Linked DNA regions of Mus musculus: region 2 is linked to region 1. The links are chromatin loops, found by intact Hi-C in ENCODE. Cell type or tissue: heart. All regions are shown on one strand. Links, peaks and the distances in the headings refer to the core of each region. The heading gives the core; the rest is flanking DNA.

The links. Peaks named below come from ENCODE experiments on the same cell type or tissue, not always from the same donor. Only the 100,000 strongest peaks of a DNase experiment are listed, where the experiment ranks them.
Region 2: a loop joins it to region 1, with 2.5 times the contacts of the local background. A loop is called at or near these places in 1 of 42 quality-filtered maps.

Annotation. Positions count from the first base shown.
Region 1 is chr8:69,650,998-69,659,200 of GRCm38, reverse strand. It overlaps Zfp964 (zinc finger protein 964), which reads right to left and starts at 4,645. Exons shown (of 4, transcript NM_001177527.1): 1 at 4,605-4,645. The coding sequence starts at 4,607. In heart, for the core only: no CTCF peak of the experiment used is centred there; a DNase peak (open chromatin) is centred at 4,760; H3K4me3 peaks cover 1,324 bases; H3K27ac peaks cover 1,189 bases.
Region 2 is chr8:69,770,621-69,778,823 of GRCm38, reverse strand. It overlaps Zfp866 (zinc finger protein 866), which reads left to right and starts at 3,913. Exons shown (of 4, transcript NM_177899.3): 1 at 3,913-4,034. The coding sequence starts at 4,032. In heart, for the core only: no CTCF peak of the experiment used is centred there; a DNase peak (open chromatin) is centred at 3,873; H3K4me3 peaks cover 2,014 bases; H3K27ac peaks cover 1,463 bases.

The sequences.
Region 1 (8,203 bases), core at 3,380-5,879:
CTCTAGCACACAGAAGTCGTCATGCAAGCAAGCACTGAGGGATGCGGAAGGGCGGCACTGTAGCAGCACTCTCTCATTACTGGGTTCAGGGCATAGGGTGTGCTGCAGCTCTGCCCCAGTCCTCTGTGTACAGTGATTTCTACTTCCTGTCTCACGGTCTTCCCCCTGGGATCCTGAACAGTGTTAACAGAGCTGACATCTCTCTGACCTCCTTAAGTACAACACAGACACACATAAATAAATAATAAACTAAGCACAAGCTTTACAATGGAACAATAAGCAAATATATGTGTGCATTATGTGTGTGTGTTTGTGTGTGTGTAGATGAAAACTACTGGTATAAAAATAGCCACTTCCTTGATAATGATGAAACAGTGAAAAATCAAGTGCTTGACACATCAACAGGAACCAACCACTGAGGTAATGAACCAGACAAACAGAAGAAATTATGGATGAAAGGAGTCTAGGCTGAGCGTGGTGGCAAACATCTTTAATCCTTGCACTAGGAAGGCAGAAGCAGGCAGATCTCTGCAAATCTGAGACCAGCGTGTTCTACATGGCTAATTCCAGGCCAGCCAGAGCTACACAGTGAGAGACTGTCTCAAATAAACAACTGAGTCTACCCAAACACACCACTATTTCCTAGAATCAGAACTATAAGCTATTATATACATCAGATGTGGTGGAACACACTCTTAACTTCAGATATCAGGTTTCTGAGGGAAATCTCTAGTTCAAGTTTAGCTTGCATCTTGAAAATAAATAAAAACATCTGACTTGATTCCACAAAGGGAATGGCTCTTCCTTTCTTCCCTTCTTCTCTCCTCCTCGAAATCTTCTCTTTATTTTGGTCATTTGAGACAGGTTTCTCTGTGTCATCCTGGTTGTCATAGAACTAGCTCTGTAGACCAGGCTGTCCTTGAACTTAGAGATTTGCCTGCCTCTGTTTCCAGAGCACCAGGATTAATGGCATCCACCTGACTTGAGGGATGCTTCTTAACATTACCCCCTATGGCAAAATGATGAATCTTGGACTCCACAATACTTTGAAATGGTGATTTTGCTTAAAAAGAGTTGAGGATACATCACACCAAAACAGGGCCTAAGACAGTTATAATAGCACTATGCCTAACATGGGACCAACCAAGATGAGGAAGTGCACACTCCCTCAATGTCAAGGAGCAAAGCACACACACTCAATAACACTTCTATACACACATGATAAAATACTTGAAAATGTAGTTAAAATCCACTTAAGTTCTCACCCAAGAAGCATGAATCTAAATCCAACAGTAAATAAGAAAATTGTAGTTTTAACAAATGGTGGTGGCACAACTGGCAGTTACCATGTAGAGAAATGCGAATTGATCCATTCTTATCTCCTTGTACAAAGCTCAAGTCTAAGTGGATCAAGGAATTCCACATAAAACCAGAGACACTGAAACTTATAGAGGAGAAAGTGGGGAAAAGCCTCGAAGATATGGGCACATGGGGAAAATTCCTGAACAGAACAGCAATGGCTTGTGCTGTAAGATTGAGAATCGATAAATGGGACCTCATAAAATTGCAAAGCTTCTGTAAGGCAAAAGACACTGTCAATAAGATAAAAAGGCCACCAACAGATTGGGAAAGGATCTTTACCAATCCTAAATCAGACAGGGGACTAATATCCAATATATACAAAGAAGTCAAGAAGTTAGACTCCAGAAAATCAAATAATCCTATTAAAAAATGGGGTACAGAACTAAATAAAGAATTCTCAACTGAGGAATACCGAATGGCTGAGAAGCACCTGAAAAAATGTTCAACATCCTTAATCATCAGGGAAATAAAAATCAAAACAACTCTGAGATTCCACCTCACACCAGTCAGAATGGCTAAGATCAAAAACTCAAGTGACAGCAGATGCTGGCGAGGATGTGGAGAAAGAACACTCCTCCATTGCTGGTGGAATTGCAAGCTGGTACAACCACTCTGGAAATCAGTCTGCCAGTTCCTCAGAAAATTGGACATAGTACTACTGGAAGGTCCAACAATACCTCTCTTGGGCATATATCCAGAAGATGTTCCAACTTGTAATAAGGACACATGCTCCACTATGTTCATAGCAGCCTTATTTATAATAGCCAGAAGCTAGAAAGAACCCAGATGTCCCTCAACAGAGGAATGGATATAGAAAATGTGGTACATTTTCCCAATGGAGTGCTACTCAGCTATTAAAAACAATTTATGAATTCTTGTTTATTATAAACAAGAATTTATGAAATTCTTTTTTTGTTTGTTTTTGTTTTTTCGAGACAGGGTTTCTCTGTGTAGCCCTGGCTGTCCTGGAACTCAGGATCTGGAGGATATCATTCTGAGTGAGGTAACCCTATCACAAAAGAACTCACATGATATGCACTCACTGATAAGTGGATATTAGCCCAGAAACTTAGAATACCCAAGATAGGCCAAATTTGCAAAACACATGAAACTTAAGAAGAAGGAAGACCAAAGTGTGGATACTTTGTTCCTTCTTAGAAGGAACAAATACCCATAGAAGGAGTTACAGAGACAAAGTTTGGAGCTGAGAGGCAAGGAAAGACCATCCAGAGACTGCCTCACTTGGGGATCCATCCCATAAACAACCACCAAACCTAGACACTAGGCAGATGCCAACAAGAGCCTGCTGACAGGAGTCTGATACAGCTGTCTCCTGTGAGGCTCTGCCAGTGCCTAGCAAATACAGAAGTGGATGCTTACAGTCACCCATTGGACGGAGGACAAGGTCTCCAATGAAGGAGCCAGAGAAAGTACCCAGGGAGCTGAAGGGGTCTGAAGCCCCATAGGAGAAATATCAATATGAACTAACCAGTACCCCCAGAGCTCCTTGGAACTATACCACCAATCAAAGAAAACACATGGTGGAACTTGTGGCTCTAGCTATATATATAGCAGAGGATGGCCTAGTCTTTCATCAATGGGAGGAGAGACCCTTGGTCCTTTGAAGGCTCTACACCCCAGTATAGGGGAATGCCTAGGCCAGGAATGGGAGTGCATTGGGGAGCAGGGGGAGAGGGGAGCAGATAGGGGATTTTCAGAGGGGAAACTAGGAAAGGGGATAGTATTTGAAATGTAAATAAAAAAATAAAATAAAAAATACTACAAAAAAAGAAAGTTGTAGTTTTAAAACTGCAAAGCTTGCTTTAAAAAAAATCAGTTTTTTTTTTAAACCATTCCTTTCTGTGTGCATGTGTGGCTATGCATTGCCATGATGCATGTATGAGGTGAAGGGACAGGAGTTCAAAGAAATTCTGTGGTTCTCGATTCTCTCCTTCTACCAAGTGGCTTATAAGGATTAACCCCAGGTCTCTGGGCTTGGCAGCAAAAGATGCCACCCACAGAGAGATTCGGAGGAACCAAGAACCTAAGTATTTTGTTTTTTTCTTTCTTCCTTTTGAGATAGGTTCTCACTATGTAATCCTGACTTGCCTGAACTCACGACATAGACCTGGCTGACCTAGAACTTACAGAGATCCACCTGCTTCTGTCTCCAGAATACTGGGATGAAAGGTGACTCCCAACCAGCTCAGCAAGAATCTAAGTTCTAAAAGGAAAACCTTGTTCACTTGATGGTAAGCGCCTTGAAACACTCAGGGTCACACCACCTAAGGAACACCAGTGAACACCTGGTCAGACTGAAAACTGCTGCGGAAAGTCATGGAATTGCAAGGATGTTAGAATACGGGTACAGCCCTGGGAAAGAGCAAAGCAGAGATTCATGATTCACAACTTCAAAACTGACTTAAAAGCAATTATCATTAAGATAGGATAAAGCTGCAGATAGGCCTAAGGAGTAATAGAGCACTTACCCAGCATGCTATGCAAAGCTGTTGCATCTAACTTCCAGACTGTGGGTGGGAAGGAGTAAATATTTTTTAAGAAAAGAAAAAATAAACTATACTAGGCTCTGTGACAACCTGAGTTCTATCCGTTAATCGCGGAAGGACAGCACTCATTCCATAAAGTTGTCCTGTGACCTTACACCTTCCTCACTCTACACACACACCGGGGACACACACCAATAAATAAGGCTGATTTAAGTAGGAGAGAGGGAGGGGGAAGGAGAGAGCTGCAGCGCACGGCAGGGGTCCTCCACTTCGTCTACTCGCTAGTCCCGCTCCACGTTTCTCTCCCTTGTCCTGGGGCAGCCCAGGCTGTCCCCTCTCCTCCAACAGCTGCGGGTTTACTGTGAAGCCCGCACGCAGGGTTACAAGTGAGTGCGACGTTAAGCTGTCACAACCCGCACTAGGAGAAACCTGCGCCGTCGAAGGAGCTGTGGGCAGACCAGCTCAGCACCGAGCGACCCCGCCCACGCGGGTGCTCTGGGCTCTGCAGCGTGCTGCCCTCGTCTCTCCGGGCCAGCCTGGCTCCCTCTGGCCAGCCGCAATCCGTCCGGGGGGAGCTCGCGGCTTCGCCTTTTAAACTCTAATCTTCGCACCAAGCCGAACTTTCCCAGACGCTGGACCCACCCCTCCCCCAGTCCCAAGGAGGACCCACCACCCCGGCTCCCGCGGCTCAGCCGGCCGCTCTTCCCCTTCTGGGGACTTCGGCCCTGCGCTCACCATGGCGCGGCTTCGAGCTCGGCCGCGCTCCCCTTAGCTACGGGCCGCAGTGGCCACAGCGAAGGGGGCCGAACCCGCTGCGCCTTCTCCGCTTCCCAGCGGAATGCACAGCGGGATTGCGATGGAGCCCGCCTCCCACCGCTCCCTGGCGCTCCTGATTGGATGGCTTGTCTGGAGGCCCTGATTGGCTAGGGCCCGACTTCGCTCAGCTCGGGAGAGATTTGCATAAAAGCCAGACCTGCCTGCTTCTTGCTGGGTACTTTAGTCTTCGGTGATCTCAAAAGCTTAGTTCCTATTGGTCTTGGGTCGTTGGTGTCCACAGTGCATTTACCAACTCAACGTCCAGTGTAGTGATTTCTTGCTTCAGACCTAGAATTGTTATAGGACCTTGGGTATGATGTATTCCGTGGACCTGGATTTTTATTCAGGGAAGCCAAAAAAAAATTTTTTTTTTTTTAAGGCGTGAGCGCCACCACTGCCTGGCTCCTTTTATTTTATTTTATTTTTTTTAAAGATTTATTTATTATTTTATGTAAGTACACTGTAGCTGTCTTCAGACACACCAGAAGAGGGAGTCAGATCCCGTCATGGATGGTTGTGAGCCACCATGTGGTTGCTGGGATTTGAACTCTGGAAGAGCAGTCGGGTGCTCTTACCCACTGAGCCATCTCACCAGCCCGGAAGCCAAAATTTTTGATAGTGGTCTGTCAAGTGGGGCTTGGTGGTTGGTACAAGTCCCCTTAATCCCAGCACTCATTCTGCTGGCAGCGAAAGACAGATCTCTGTGAGTTCTAGGCCAGCCTGGTCTACATTGTAAAAATCTGGGCTAGTTAAAGTTGCACAAAGTCTGGTCATTGTTAGAGGCCAGAACACACTGGCTCCTCATCAGCTCTTTCTGGTAGAGTTATTAAGACGCTATCTGTACTGTGATTTTACAACTCTTAACTTATAATTCAGTCCAGTATCTGGTCCTCTGTGCTCAACTTCACAGCTGGAAATAAGATAATAACAAATTCCAAGCGACTGGAGAAAAATGAAGGCGTTTTAAATATTCAGTTCTTCAGAGAGACACGGAACCTTAGAGAAAAGGCAAAAACGGCTGTGAATTTTGGCACAAGATTTTTTTTTTTAAGTCCCCCTGGGGGAGAAATTTCTGTTCTTTGTTTCTCACAGGCCAGTTCTGCTATTTTCTCAAATTTCCCATCTCCCTGGCTTAGGGTACAAAGCCTTATCTAAGGAATAACTCGGGATTTGAGGCTTCCTCTTTTCCTTATCATGATTTAAGTTACATAGTAAACCATGGGTAACTCCAAGTCTCATTATGGGCCGGTACCAGCCAGCGCTTGGAAGAAACATGCCCAGCACCTACTGCTTATCTGTAACTGGTGAACTCTAAATGCACTTTATACTGAAATGGACAATGACAGTCCAATTCAGTGGTTCTTGACCTGTGTGTCATCAGATCATCAGAAAACACATATTTACATTATGATTCACAGTAGTAGCAAAATTATAGTTTATACAGTAGCCAAGAAAATAATTTTATGGTTGGGGGGATCACCACATCATGATGAACTATTAAAGGTCATGGCATTAGGAAGGGTGAGGACCACTGTCTCACACCATCACATATGCTAGCTCAGACTAAATCATGTGGTGTTTAACTTTAATTTTTTCAAAACCTATTTTTAATGATGGTTCTTAAATGCTTTAGCCTTCCTTCTAGCCCACCACCCTCCAGAGGTAGTGGAAAAGAAAGGATACAGGAGAAGTGGACCTGTTTAGAAAGGTTCTTTGGAGAACCTTCCATCTGCATTGTCTGGAAATCTGCAGTTCAGTTCACAGGTCATCAACAGCAGCTCGATTCACTTGTAAACACTTCACAGATATACCAACAGTCCAGTTTGATAGAGTTGGGATAGCAAACATGAGTCAGCAGTGGTGGTACTATTTAGCAGAGACAGCCAGGCCTCAGCCTCGGCAGCAGAAAGGACCAACCAGCAGGAACGCCAGGAAGAGTTCTTGGCTGTGCTTTTCTCAGCGAAGTGAAGATCATCAAAGAAGTCAAAAGACCAACACGTGATGCACAGCTAGCTCTATAAGCAAGCCTAGCTCAGCCTCAGTCACTGTGCACTGAGTCCCTTTTATACCCTCTCCAAACATCATGAGTTCTCTTTGTGCCTTGCCTAAACACATGCCATACTTCAGCATGTATGTCTGTCTCAGCTAACATCACTCTGCCAATCAGCCCAAGTCTGCAGAAGTGGCAAGAAGCTGCAGCACATCACCAGGAGTTTTTTGGTGCATTTATCTCTATGGAGTTCTGACAAATGCAGCTCAACTGCACAATGTAAGGTGGACCAATACATGCGTGTGGTTAGCAAAGAATCCTTCATCACATGTCCTTTCATGTGCTTGCTTTAGCAGAGCATCTTTTCACATGTGTCCACTTCAGGAAAACACTCCTTCACGTGTTTGCCTCAGCAAAACCCCATCCAATACAACAAACTCTCCAAAGAGCCCTTACATTTCTACTTTGTAGTATTGAAATGGCTGACACCCAAAAGCCAATATTTCTTTAATATACAAAAATTAAATATTTCTTTATTGGAGGGATGTTGAAGTCCCCTTTGTAACCCTTCTTTTTTTAAAAAAGATTTATTTTTTTATTATATGTAAGTACACTGTAGCTGTCCTCAGACACTCCAGAAGAGGGCATCAGATTTCGTTATGGATGGCTGTGAGCCACCATGTGGTTGCTGGGATTTGAACTTGGGACCTTCGGAAGAGCAGTTGGCACTCTTAATCACTGAGCCATCTCGTCAGCCCCAGTAACCCTTCTTATTGAGGGGGGAAATCTCTCTTAATCTTAGCTTTAAACTACCCCTTTCCTTTTTTTTTTTCCTCCTGTTTTCTCTTTTTCCAAGTAGGGTGTGTCTTGGTTACATTTTGTCCACTTGACACAACCTAGTGTAATCTGTGAAGAGGACCTCAGGGTATTTTCTGGATCAATGGCTGATGTGCCCAGCTAACTGAGATGGTACCGGTCTTAGTCAGGGTTTCTATTCCTGCACAAACATCAGGACCAAGAAGCACTTGGGGAGGAAAGGGTTTATTCAGCTTACTCTTCCACATTGCTGTTCATCACCAAGGAAGTCAGGACTGGAACCCAAACAGGTCAGGAAGCAGGAGCTGATGCAGAGGTCTTGGAGGAATGTTCTTTACTGGCTTGCTTCCCCTGGCTTGCTCAGCCTGCTCTCTTATAGAACCCAAGACTACCAGCCCAGAGATGGTGCCACCCACAAGGGGACCTCCCCGCTTGATCACTAATTGAGAAAATGCCTTACAGCTGGATGTCATGGAGGCATTTCCCCAACTGAATCTCCTTTCTTTGTGATAACTCCAGCTGTGTCAAGTTGACACACAAAACTAGCCAGTACAGTACCCCTGGTCCTGTGTTCTAGAAGAAAGCAGCCATATCTCCATTGCCTATGCTTCAGCTCCTGCCTCCAGGTTCCTGCCTTGAATGTCTTCCCTAACTTCCCTCCATGATGGATTGTAGGTGTAAGCTGAAATAAACCCTTTCCTCCCCAAGCTGC
Region 2 (8,203 bases), core at 2,834-5,333, 120 kb before region 1:
GGCTTGCTCACATAGCTAGCTCTGCAACGCTTCTTGGTCTCAAGTCTTCACTGTTCTATATTTTGTTGAGAGCACAGCAAATAACTTCTGGTGTCCCTGGTGGTCCTGGTAACTCTTGCTGACTCATGCCAATTCAGCTGAGACCTGACTATTTCTACTAGGTTGCCCACCACTGCTGATTCATGTTTGCTATACCAACACTACTGAACTGGACTGCTGGTATATTTATGAAGTGTTTGCTGCTCCTGACTTCTATGAACTGAACTGCTGATTTCCTGACAATACAGATGGGATTTGCTTCAAAGAAAAATTTCTAAACAGGTACACTTCCCTTATATCCTAATAACCTTTCTTTTCCACTACCTCTGGTGTGTTGCAGTGAGTTTCGCTTCACCACTTTGACTCCTGGCAGATTGTACATGCACACCCACCCAGGAACTATCTTTTGATCCTGGGATGAAACACACACACACACACACACACACACACACACACTAGCTTATTTTAAAAATGTCTTGGCTACCTCAAAGGCTGAACATTCCTAAACCTTCCCCTGCCACCCTAAAGGCCATTTACCTGAAATCTCATATGAGTCATTGGCTTTATCTCCTGTTGCTATTTCGCCCCATTCTTCTTCCTCCAGTCCTGGTGCACCTCTCTCTTTCCTCTCTGCATCTTCTCCCATGCTACTATAAGTGTCCTGCCCTGTGCCCAGCCTATGGCTGTTTGCATCTTTATCGATCAGGACCTTCAGTGTCTGGACATGAAGATTCAAAGCATTATAACCAATCTCCAACACTGGTTGGTTGGAAGGAGGTTAAAGCATTTAAGAACCGTTATTAAAGCCAGGCGTGGTGGCACACGCCTTTAATCCCAGCACTGGGGAGGCAGATTTCTGAGTTCGAGGCCAGCCTGGTCTACAAAGTGAGTTCCAGGACAGCCAGGGCTATACAGAGAAACCCTGTCTCGAAAAAACAAAAAAAAAACAAAAAAACAAAAAAACAAAAAAAAAAACAACAAAAAAAAACAAAAAACAACCCAAACCAAACAACAACAAACAAACAAATAAACAAACAAACAAACAAACAAACAAAATTAGGGTTGAGAAAAAATCTAAAGCTACAGGAATTCAAGTCCTCTGCAAGTTTGGAAAGTCCTCTTAATCACTGAGCCATCTATCCAGTACTCAGTTTTAAAACATTCTCTTTTAACATTTATTTAAAACATTCTCTTAAACGTTTTCCTTGATCTTGTGAGCCTGAGAGTTAAAAAACATTATATTCTGGACCTACATGCTGTAGGGTTAGCGGGGTCTCATGTCTTCTCTGATATAGGGCTTGGCCACGCAGGGAGGCAGGACACAGGAAGTTTGACTGTGCTTACCCCACGCCATTGCTGGGCAGGTGTCAGGCTGTAGGGAAGCCTCCGAACACCACTCTGGGGTTGGGGAAGCGCAGTCTGAAGTCCAGGGAGCTGGCTTGGGAGGCCGGGACTATCTGCTTCTCAGGCTCTCGGACCCCAGGTGCTGCTGGGAGCTTGGAAGAGCTGAGAACAGAGTGGGGGCCCATGGGCTGGATCTAGCCGGGGCCAAGGGGGAAAGAAAGAAGCTTCGGCTGGTTAGGGTGGGGGGGGCGGGGGGGGCGGGGGGGGGATAGGTACTTGGCTTGTTGGCGGTGGTGGTTTAGTCTTGGTGGTGGCTGGGAGTGCGGAGAGGCCTTCCACTGGAGAGTAGATGGCAGCTCTTTAGGTGAAAGCTTCTCCATTGCTCCCCACGGCAGATCCTGATGAAAAGAGGCAGTCCATGGTTTTAGGGCATTTATTGTCATAGCACAAAGTGGATGAGTAAAACCATACCCCACTTCTCAGGGCAGGCCTGGGGTTAAATACCTTTTGCAGGAGGGGTGTCTGGGAAGGGGAGTATCTGAAGACAGCAACAATGTACTCATATAAACATTAAAAAAAAAAAAAAGACAACAAGCATGGATTCACTTTTGTCAGCCAAACATAATTCAAAAGTTCCCAGACTAACTAAAGCCAAGAGGTTATAGAGACACGAGAGGCAGAGACCAGTGGTTTCCTGTGAGTTGGAGGCCAGCCTTGGGTACAGAGTGAGATCCTCTCTAAAAAATATGAAGAGGTTATAGAGAGCTGGTTCTCATGGATGGTTAGCTGGCGCTAACACGGAGTTTTAACTTTGGCTCCTAGGTATATTCTCTTTATTATATCTTGTCTTAGGAATAGTTATAATTCAGAGATATTTGAGATCTTAAACAGGGAGAATCGGAACCTTCATAGGAGGAGAAAAGATATTCTATAATGATAATTTAAAAACATTTTTTTTATTTACATGTATGGGTAATTCAGTATGCATGAGCCATGAAGGCGCTCAGAAGAAGGAATTTCATCCCCTGGAGCTGGATTTACAGGAAGTTAAGAGCCAACGGGTGTGTGTGTGTGTGTGTGTGTGTGTGTGTGTGTGTGTGTGTGTGTAAACCAAACAAGTTCTCTACAAGAGCAGAAGGTACAGAGAGTGCTCCCATCCCCTCACCTCCTTCCCTCTTTTCAGTCGGTCCTTGATTGTGGTCTAGGTAATGATACTGCCCACTTTTAGGAAGAGCCTTCCTATCTCAACTACCCTATTTAGAAACACCCTTACATACATGCTGGAGGGTTGCTCCTATCACTTTGACAATCAAGACTAATCATTACACGACTGAACACCACTCACTGATCTGTTCATTGACTCCATTAGCTTTGCTGGGTTTTTCCTTCTTATTGTTTCTACTGCCAGTACTCCCCCACTTCTTCTTTAGTAAAAATGGGTGAACGCCTTTTTCCCAGCACCCGTGAAGCATAGGCAGGTAGACCTCTGTGTTTGAGATTAGCCTGGTCTACAGAGTGAGTTCTAGGATAGCCAGGGCTATACAGAGAAACCCTGTCTTGGAAAAAAACAAAAAAACAAAAAACAAAAACAAAAACACCAGGATAGCTAGGGCTACACAGAGAAACTCTAACTCAAAAAACCAAAAATTAAATAATAAAATGTTCTGATGATTTAGTGGCTATGTACGTGTGTGTGTGTCTGTGTATATTTATGTGTGTGTGAAGAACACACTTGTGGAGGCCAGAGGACAACTTTCCTGAGTTGGTCTTCTTCTACTATGTTCATGCTTAACCTACTAAGTCATTTCCTTGACCCACGTCTTCAATTTTCTTTTTCTTTTTCTTTTTGCTTTTGTTTAAATTAGAATGTCTGTAGAGGCCTGGAGAGGAGAAACGGGGGTGAGATGGAAGGATAGAGAGGTTTTTGGTTTTTGTTTGTTTGTTTGTTTTGGTTTTTTCAAGACAGGGTTTCTGGTGTAGCCTTGGCTGTCCTCACTCTGTAGACCACTCTGGCCTCGAACTCAGGAATCTGCCTGCCTCTGCCTCCCAAGTGCTGGAATTAAAGGTGTGTGCCACCACTGCCTGCACTGCCCGGCTGGATAGAGATCTTAACTGGAAGAACACACATGCTATGAAAATAGAGGAAATGAATACTTGTGTTAATGTGCAACCTGGGACAGATGTATAAACCATAGATGTTCCTTACTCAAATTCCTGATGCCTGGAGAACATCATGTCCAGTTATAATTTGACCTTCTAATTAAAACTGACCTGAGCACCTTTCTAATTGTGAGGCAGCAGGATTGCTGCAATGAGCACTCGGTGTGCACAGTGACGACTTGGTGATGGAGTACTGCTTTACCAGGGAGAAGCTAGTTCTGCTTAGAAGCAAGGAGGGCGGGGCTATGGCTGTCATTTGAATCCCACACTTCGGCTTTGGAAGCTAGTGTCACTCAGGCTTTGGTAGCCAATCAGGTTCTAGAACCGTGCCGTCTAATCAGGACTACTGGAGAGCGGCAAGAGGCGGGTTCTTCACGGCCGCCATATTGTGGCTCGGCTCTGCGGCACAGGGAGGTGCGGTGTGTTGTGCTGTGAGCGCTGCTGCCGGGACCAGTGAGGAGAGCGCGGGCGAGTTCGGAAGCCGCGCCATGGTGAGCAAGGGCCGCTGTCCCTGCCCGCTGTGGTGGATCCTCCCCGAGGCTGGGGCGGGGCGGCAGCGGCATTCAGTGCTGTGTGGCGCTGGGCCCTGTGTCCTCTTCGCCGTGGTCCGCGCCTGCGCAGAGCGCGGAGCCTCCCTGCGGAGGCTCCGCCTCGCGCAGGAAAGAGTCGGTGCTCTGTCTGGGGCAGGCGTTTTATACAGTCCTGCTTTGGGTATCTCATCAGAAGGTTGTAAAACAATAGGTCATCTAGTTTCTGCTACTTTCTAGAAGTTCTGAATTTTCATGTAACATTTAGGTCAAAGCAATCAACTTGAGTTAATACTGTGAATTTTAAACTTTAAAAAAATTATTATTTTTTGTGCATTGGTATTTTGCCAAAATGTATGTATGTCTTTGTGAGGATGTCAGATCCTCTGGAACTGTTGTTGAGCTGCCATGTTGGTACTAGGAATTGAACTCAGGTCCTCTGGAAGAGCAGCCGGTTTTCCCAACCATTAAACCATCTCTCCAGCCCCAACATTGTGAAACTCTATTTAATTTCTTGTCTATAGACATCGGTTCTGCTAATAACCTTTTGCTATTCTGCCCTTTGTTGAGTTTCCTTTGCTACTTTGTCAAAAAAAGGTACACACACACACACACCCCATATATATATGTGTGTGTATATAACATGTGTATATATAATATCTATAACTATATATATACACTTTAAGTCTGTGTGCTGTTTCTTTGGAATTGTGTGGACCATTTTCGTTTTTTTCCACTCTCCACATAAACTTGAGAATCAGTTTCTTAATTTTTCATAAGTTGTTAGGATTTATATTGTGATTATTTAAATCTTAGTGCAGATTGAGGAAACATGACGTTCAGTTCTGAAGCTTCCTATCGCCATATTTATGGGGTATCACTATTTTGTGTTTGCTTTTTGTTTGGTTGGGGTTTTGTTGTTGTCTTTTTTGCTTATTTTGTTTTTTGTTAGGTCTGCTTTGGCCTAAAACTCACTCTGTAGAGGCTGGCCTTGAAATCATAGCCATACACCTGCTTCTCTCTGCCTTCCATGTGCCAAGATTCAAGGCATTGTCTCCCACTGCCCTGCATGGTTTTGTTTTGTTTTGTTTTTTGTTGTTAAAAATTATAGTTCTTGCTGGGTTGGTTGGTCAGTCTACTTTTAACCCAGCACTTGGGAGGAAGAGGTTGGCAGATTGAGGCTAGCCTGGTTTACATAGCTGCAGAGTTCCAGGTTAGCCAGGGTTACATCATGAGACCCTGTCAAAAAGATGAGGTGGATGGTCTGTAATGATGGTTCAGTGCTTAAGAGGGTATTGCTCTTGTAAAGACTCCAGTTTGATTTCCAGCATCCACCTCTGTGACTCACAACTGCCTATAACTCCAGTACCAGAGCATCCCATCTCCACTTCTGGCCTCTGAGGGCACCTCCTTCAAATGCACGAACCCCTACACACACACACACTCTTAAAACTTTAAAAGTGGCTTAGCAGTGAAAAGCCCTGGTTGTTTTTTGCAGAGGATGCTGCCTGATTCAGTTCCCAGTGCTCAGGTGGCCATTTACAACCTCCTGTAACTAGTCTCCAGGCCTCCTCTGATCTCCACAGGCACCGCATATGTGCTGGCAAAACACTGATCTTCATAAAAAAGTGTGAAAAAAACAAAGTAAGGCCCCTTGGCATTCTCTCACTCAAAGAGGCCCATTGCCTTTCTTGGAAATGTCTATAATTTGTATCTCCTCTTTGCTCCTAATAAAACTTTTTGAAAGTTTTAAAACAGTTAAAATCTTTTTAAAAAAATTGTAGTTCTTACCTAGAGGACTTTATTGAATTGGTATATATTTCATTGTCTCTTCTTACCTGCATTGCCATACTGGGTATTGTTATCCAGCTGCTCACTGTTGGCTTACAGGACGCTGATGGATATTATACTCATCTTTAAACATTTTGATAATTTGTTAAGAGTTACTGGTTATAATCTTGTTGGTTCAATGAGTTTTGTTGATTCTTGGAATTTATTTTGAGGAAACAGTTTATTTTTTTCTTTTCAATGCTAATAGCATCCTTAATCCCCTTTCTTGCTGTGTGTGTGTGTGTATGAGAGAAAGAGCGGGAGAGAGAGGGCAAGAGAAAAGAAACTCATTCTAAGCCACACCATGGTGGTGCATGCCTTTATTCCCACTACCAGTAAAGGAAGACAAATCTCTGGGCTCGAAGCTAGCCTGGTCTATAGGTCTAGTTCCAAGACAGCCATCGCTACACAGAGAAACCTTGTCTTAAAACCAAACCAAACATCCCTTCCCCCCTTTTTTATGTTCTGTGTTTTACAAAGTCTTGCTATGTAGCTTTGGGTGGCCTAGAACTTGCTATGTAGATGAGGCTAGCCTCAAACTCAGAGATCTGTCAGTGATTGCCTTCATAGTGCTAGGATTAAAGGTCTCTGGCAGCATGTTCTGCTTATCCATTCTCCTATTATGTAGCTCTGGCTGTCCTGGAACTCTGTAGACCAGTCTGACCTTGAATTCACAGAGATCTGCCTGTCCGTGTCTTCAGAGTGCTAGGATCAAAAGCATGCTCCACCACTCCTGGCCCTCAACCCAATCATTTTTAAAAGATTTATTTTACTTCATGTGCATGAGTGTTTTGCCTCCATATAAGCGTACTGTAAGTGCACTGTGTCTGTAGCTGGTGCCTGTGGAGACCAGAAGGGCACACTAGATCTCACGCAACAAGTTACTGTTGATTGTAGGCTGCCATGTGGGTCCCAGAACTCAAACAGGGTCCTGCAAGAGCAGCAAGTGCTCTCCTGAGACATCCCTCCACCTCTTCCTGCCATATATATTCCAGTTACTGGCAGAATCATATTTTTTCTACTTCATTGTTAATGGTATATTGTATTAGATTGAGCATGTTTTTCTTTTAGGGCACTGGAAAGTGAGTCCAGGCTTTTGTACATTCAAGCATATGGTTTAGCTTAGTTTCCTCAGCTTCAATCAGAATTGTTCGTTACTGTTTATTTGTGTGTGTGTGTGTGTGTGTGTGTGTGTGTGTGTGTGTGTGTGTGTGTCTAAGGAAGTCAGAGGGTGTCAGGACCTCTAGAGCTTCAGGTTGCTATGGTCGCTGGGAGCCAAGTCAGCTTCTTTTTAAGAACAGTGTATGTTAACTGCTGAGCCTTCTCTCCAGCTCTTACAGCTTCGTAGGCTTCTGCGTTTGCACATGTCACCAGCAAGGTTATGACATCGTTAGGTTGTGCAGTAAATGAAGAATCTCATAGAAGATTGATCTCAAGCCGTTCTCCCTCCCCAATGTTTGAGCCACATGTTTGTCTTTCTCTGCATTCTTTGTGATTTCATAACATTAGAAAGTGAACATTTGCCTTTAATCTCAGCACTGGGGAGGCAGAGGCAGGTAGACACCGGGAGATTGACGCCAGCATGGTCTAAATCATTGGTTCCACTCCAGCTATGGCTACGTAGTGAGACGTTGTCTCAGAAACAACATTTGACGTTGCAGTGAGTACCTCTGGAAATGAGTCTGTCTTCTCCAGGGTTACTGTTCCTTTCTTGCAGGCTCAGTTTGCCATTTGTTTAGTGTCTCCAAAGTATTTGTTACCAAGATTCTATTACCTGTGTATTGGCAATCTGACTCCAGAATGCACTTCGTATTTAGTTGTTATTTTTCACAGATTTCTTTGTATATGAAGAGCTAAACAGAAAGGCTGAAAAGGCTACCTGTGAGGGATTTATGGATGGCTGAGTTAGGGTCCGCCTTCCTCCTGCTGTTTCACCCTTATGTCCCCCTCACTGGAGCCTAGAGAGAAGTCAAGGCTCAAGATGAGGGTCTTCTCAAGTGTTTTCTGAAACTGACTTTTCAATATGCCTTGATTTTGAAGACCCCAGTTCCTAAGAGAGATTTTTTTTTTCCGAGACAGGGTTTCTCTGTATAGCTCTGGCTGTCCTGGAACTCACTCTATAGACCAGGCTGGCCTCGAACTCAGAAATCTACCTGCTTCTGCCTCCCAAGTACTGGGATTACAGGCATACGCCACCACTGCCCAGAGAGAGAATTTTTTAAAACTTGCCTTTTCATAGTATGTTCTTGAACTATTTTAGCTAAGACAGCCCACTCTTGTTGAGAAGATTCTTCACACTTGCT